Linked DNA regions of Homo sapiens: region 2 is linked to region 1. A link is a contact called in ENCODE Hi-C data. All regions are on one chromosome and are shown on one strand. The core of a region is the stretch at or near the end of the contact, and the rest is flanking DNA. Distances in the headings are between cores, read along the strand shown. Region 1 overlaps AFG2A (AAA ATPase AFG2A). Region 2 has its middle 3.5 kb from the start of TRC-GCA2-1.

Evidence for each region. A loop is a pair of places that touch in the nucleus more often than their neighbours do. Pooled maps may share reads with other maps.
Region 2: a loop to region 1 is called in a pooled map, with 2.7 times the contacts of the local background. The contact joins two enhancer-like sites. A Hi-C loop is called at or near these places in 1 of 168 maps with a recorded cell type or tissue (breast epithelium) and 3 of 50 pooled maps.

The regions. Positions count from the first base shown.
Region 1 is chr4:123,126,101-123,128,800 of GRCh38, forward strand. The region is part of intron 14 of AFG2A (AAA ATPase AFG2A); the gene reads left to right. Among named protein-coding and RNA genes, the nearest start is that of AFG2A, 200 kb to the left of the region's middle. Within about 2 kb of position 1,296, at least 3 of the 41 ENCODE cell types and tissues checked have a DNase peak (open chromatin) inside an H3K27ac peak, as active enhancers do.
Region 2 is chr4:123,504,030-123,506,818 of GRCh38, forward strand. No RefSeq gene overlaps it. Among named protein-coding and RNA genes, the nearest start is that of TRC-GCA2-1, 3.5 kb to the right of the region's middle. RefSeq lists an enhancer at 1,512-2,359. Within about 2 kb of position 1,337, at least 29 of the 41 ENCODE cell types and tissues checked have a DNase peak (open chromatin) inside an H3K27ac peak, as active enhancers do.

The DNA of each region.
Region 1 (2,700 bases), core at 46-2,545:
ATTATAGTATTTTCTGTTTTCACTGAACATTTACCTTTTATCTTGGCAATTATGTCTTCTGGTAGTCATGTGATATGCACGTACTATTATACATTCATTATTTTCTCCAGGCTTTTGCTTATTTTGTCTCCTCCTCTTTCATCTAAAACCATGCTCATTACTTTTCCTTGACTGCCTGTCTTAACAGCCTTTTCCATGAATTTTTTATTTTTGAGGTTTTGTTTAGTTTTTACTAAATTGGCTCTACAAATCTTTTTTCTCTAGCTTACTTGTCTTCTGTACCACCTAGCTTAGTTCTTGATGTTCTCTAATAGTTCATGTGTTCCAGGTTTTTCCTGTCTTTCTAATAACATGTAAGTATCTTGAGGTCAGAGAGATTGATACAGTTTGGCTGTGTCCCCACCAAAATCTCATCTCAAATTATAGTTCCCATAATCCCCACATGTCATGGGAGAGACCTGGTGGGAGGTAATTGAATCATGGGGGTGCTTACCTCCGTGCTGTTCTCATGATAGTCAGTGAGTTCTCATGAGATATGAAGGTTTTATAAGGGGCTTTTCCCCTTTTGCTCTCATTCTTCTCCTTCCTGCCACCATGTGAAGAAGGATGTGTTTGCTTACTTTTCCACAATGATTGTAAGTTTCCTGAGGCCTCCCCAGCCATGCCAAACTATGAGTCAATTAAACTTTTTTCCTTTATAAACTACCCAGTAGCCTTGGGTATGTCTTTATTAGCAGCATGAGAAGGAACTAATACAGAGATCAAATCATATTTTTGATAGCCGTCAGATAATAGTTGTTTCATGAATTTTGCCCGTTAATTAAAAATAAGACTACATGGCCAAGTGCAGTGGCCCACACCTGTAATCCCAACATTTTGGGAGCCTGGGGCAGGAGGATCACTTAAGGCTAGGAGTTTGAAACCAGCCTGGGAAACTTTGGGAGACCTTGTCTCTACAAAAATTGAAAAATCAGCTGTAGCCCTGGCTACTCAGGAGGTTGAGGCAGGAGGATTGCTAGCTAGATCCTAGAGGTTGAGGCCTATGGTGATCCGTGATCTTGCCACTGCTCTGTAGCCTGGGTGACAGGGTGAGACTCTTGTCTCTAAAAATAAATAAACATAAGACACAGAAGCTAAATATTTAAATCTCTTTAGTTTTCACAGGAAGTCAATAATGAAACCAGGATCTGAGTAGAAACAGTTATTTTAAAATCATAATATCACAGTTTTATCATATCAGTTTTTATAGTTGTAAAAATTTCACATCAGCAGAGGGCAGTCAAACCATAGTTCATTCAACTATCTTATGGGAAATTAAAATTTTCTCTGTGTTTTTCTGCTTAGGACACAAGCTGTACTTTATATAATCAGTTTGTAAATACATTTCAAAGCTCTTCAGTTGGTAAGCTGATAGAATTGTATTACTGTTTAGCCACGGAAGGTAAACAGTTTTTTTTAATAAATTTAAATAAAAGGAATTAATTTTTTTAGATCATGAAATGCTTTATTATTTGGTGTTTTTGATGGATGGCCACTTTACATAGAAATTTGTTTTTTCTGCCTCAGAAGCAGTATTTCTGTTAAATTGCCTGTTATTAATTAGGCTATTTTTTATTCAAAAATATTAACTTTTATGGAATACCTTTATTTTCCCCTATGAACTTGAGAAAAATGAGTTTTTATTAGAGGCTATAGTATAACACTAACTAAAATGTAGTTTGGAAAGTTTTATTGAGTTTTTCTTCCTTAACCTTTTCTTTGGCTGGCTGCAAACAACTAGTGATAATGTGTTTTTAGATGTGCTTATTTTCACCTCTTCCTCCTGGAGGTTAAGCTAGTACTCATTAAGGAAAAAATACAGTTTATACTAAACAGTGTTTAACATATACTGATGGTATTACTGTATTTCCTGTTTTGTGTTCACAATGAGAAGATTCTGAAAAACTGTCTTTGTGTAAATACTTTACTGACATACCAGACAAGTATAATCTTGTCTGCTGGTAGGCAGGAAAGAGTGATGTCCTGGAATGTTGTTGAGAAGGAAATCTCTTTGTGTTCCACAAATGATACCCTTAAACCCTTTAAGAATATAATTTTAAAATGACAGCTCTGAATTTGCTTTTCCTTCCGTTTATTAACTTTTCATGCGTTTAAGTTCAGAAATGCATTTAGTTGGGAAAAAAACCATTGTGTCTGAGAAAGAAGTATCTCCCTGGTAGTTTGTGGGAAATTATTGGTAGAAGTATCTCAGGGTAAACATAAAAACAGATTTAATAATTGTTGCTTTTTGTTTTCTTAGTTTAAACTTTTTCTGATACTTGAGTCAGGCTTTTGGTAATTCTCTACAGGCTTAAAAAAATGCAGCATCTCCAACAACCATCCGAAACATCTACCCAAGAAGTAATTTGGGGAGATTGTTGTTAGAACACAAATTTTTTTTAAAGTTAGAGTTGGAGTTTTTAAATTTTATTATTTAATGTGAGTCATTAAGACATATGAAAAGCTGTTGTGTAGTGTTAACATTGAATATTCTAGTGAATGGATTTTTATATACTTAATTATTATAGCTGAGAGTTCACTTAAAATTATACTGATGTTTCTGTTCAGTGACTGAAAAAAAAATGATTATGGTTAAACCCTTAAATAATTGACAAAACAGACATCACAGACTAGACCTGTGTGTGATTTCTGGGTCAGTGG
Region 2 (2,789 bases), core at 87-2,586, 380 kb after region 1:
TAATAATTTCAGCAAAAGTTCCCGGCTATCATGAGATCAACTTGGTTCATATGCCTGTTCCTGAAACTTACCACTATAGACTGAATAGGCTGATGGCAGTCACATGTTTACTGCTGGAAATAGGAAGGACTGCATGTGATGTGAAGTGTACAAAGCCCCAGCTGACAAGGCAGTGCAACCCTGGCTATTTTCTGGGCAAGGCTGGTGCTCTGGTGCTGGACTTCATTTGCCTGAAGGAAGCAGTGCATTTTTCTAACTTGTGTGAAGACATTGTATGGACTAGCTGTGGCCCTGGAGCCATGTATGTGGATGGGGTCGGCCTCACTGAACCACTGAGACTGTGAGTGGGAGAGGGATAGTCCTCTGAATGAAAATTAGGTTCACCTTCTATAAGGGAGAATGGATGCGCAAGCAGAACTATTGGATATACATTACAGAAAGTAATGCCATTACTGTAATTCTGAATCTTGCCTTGTAGAGCAACTCGACTCTTTAAGTCTACTCAACTCAGCTCAACGCAATCCAACAATTATTTTTTATAGGCCAAAGTGTGTGTGTGTGTGTGTTTGCACACACACCTGTGTGCTGGGTAGGGAGGTGTTACCAAAAGAAAAGACCTACCTTCAAAAAGCATAAAGTATTCTGATTTTAAGCCACGCCAACTATGAAAGTTTTTCTTAAATTCGACTCTGTTATACCAAATAAATTAAAAATTATGCAAAATTAAAGATGGTAGCATGTTTCTTTAGTTGCTTTTTAGCAAAATAATCTGTGTATTTCAGTGAATTACACAACTATTAGATGTTCAAATACGATTATATTCTGGTTAACTTACAAAATTAGGAGTTGAAAAATTATTTACTTCATTATATTTGTTATAGATATATCAGTCCTTATTTCCTAACAGTCTGAAATAGCAGCCAAATATAGCTCCTGTAGAAGGTCATCTTAGGTTTTCAGGTGACTTTTAATTACCACGTAGCTTTAAACTACTACTAGTAACTCATCGTTTAAAAAAATTAAATTAGCCTTTTATTTCTGTAAAGAAAACTCACCTTTACTCTCCCTTTACTGTCCTGTAGGAATTTTAACAGGACATGCATTAACTTTAGACCTTAGGGAAAGCACAAAATAAACAGCAAACTGATAATATTATCTCGCCAAAGTAAAACAAGGGATGGAGGCGTGGGGAGAGACGGCGGGCGGTAACTAAGTGCCAAACGGGATTTGTTTTTACTTAAACGTTTACAGAGCATCCGCGAGAACTTCCTTCTAAGCTAAATATGTCATCTAGCACCTGAAAAAATTTAAGTCTGGTTCTTTCTGGATAAAAGAAAGCGCACAGGATTTAAGTGAGTAAATACTTAAGTGAGTAAATTCTTAGAAAAAACAAAACCTAACCGCCACAATTGGACTTTGGAACTTTTTTCCCCCCTTAGCAGCAGGCTGAAATTTTCAGTTCCTCGGTCACTGATCAGGGAATTCTGCGCTTCAGGCTGTGTACACCCGCAAGTCTGGAAGGGTGATGATGATGATGTGATGATGAGTTAGGGCAATTATAACTACGGCAAAAAAAAAAAAAAAAAAAAAAGAGTTCGCAGGGACGCAGCGCTGCCGCCGCCGCCGCCGAGGCCGCGACCACGGCCCGAGCCGGCCACCGCGCGTCAAAGGAGCCATTCAAGGCCCGGCGAGGCCCGGGGGTTGAGAAGTTAAGGAGCGGGAGGTGGTGCGCCGGGGCCGCGGCCGCGCCATTTGCATTTCAATGCGACCCGCTTGTTGACTCAGTGCCCGGCGCTTCCGCAGCTCCCACCAGAATCTGCCTTTGTTGGTTTTAGCTCCGGTCAAGTCCACTTCTTGCATCGGGGGAGCCGCGCGCATTGAGTTTGTGTAGTCAGGCAGAACGCTCGACAGGAAGGAAGGAGGAAGGGGCGCTCTGCGCGGCCATTGTCTGGGCAACCGGGCTTAAGCAGCCGAGTGACTATTTAATCTATAAGGTGCACTTGAATCCCTCGCAAATCCTCTCAGTGTGGAGCGGAGGCACCCAGACAGGGACAGATGGTGCAGAACCCCTTTGTTTAAGAATATGGAAATACGCTTTTTCCTTTACTTAAGGTGGTCCGCTCTTTTAACTGTTGCTATTCCCCCTTGCTGCATTGTCAAGGAGAGGGCATGAGAGACTCATGGGTCTGGTCAGCCCTGCCGAAGCGCCTCCGTATTAAGAAAAAGTAATTGCTGGAAGGGAGTCGCCTCTTTTGGTGAGCCATGAGTACAGTGGAGACCCCACGTACCCTTTTGGTGCCCTTTGCACTTAGGCAGAGAGTAGCCGAAAGAAGTGTGTTCAGAATTCTTGCAAGATTGTTTTTCATGGGCTCCCTCTCTTTCCTTTTTTCACATTAAACATCAAGTTCGGAGGTCTCGGGTTGCTTCCCGTGCAACTACGGGAAAAGGGAGACGTCTTGTCCTCAGGGGGCCCTGCTGCTTCGCATTGACCTCTTGGGCTTGTAAGCAGAGAGGTTGATGGGCAGGATGGCCACTGCAGCTGGGCCGCACCTGTGCTTCTGTGTCCACAGCTGTAATTTAGAGTGTGTTCAACATCAGGCTGGGGAAAGGTACACATAGGTTTGGGGTATTGTAGAAAAGTGGAAGACTGCCCATAGAGCCCTGGAGCATGGTGACATTTCACAAGATAGCTTTTCTGATCTTCCTAACGACATGGAGGACTCCACTTGCAGCGGGACTGGGGATACACTAGGACCATCAGATCCCACCCCCAGTCAGTCTGAAATGAA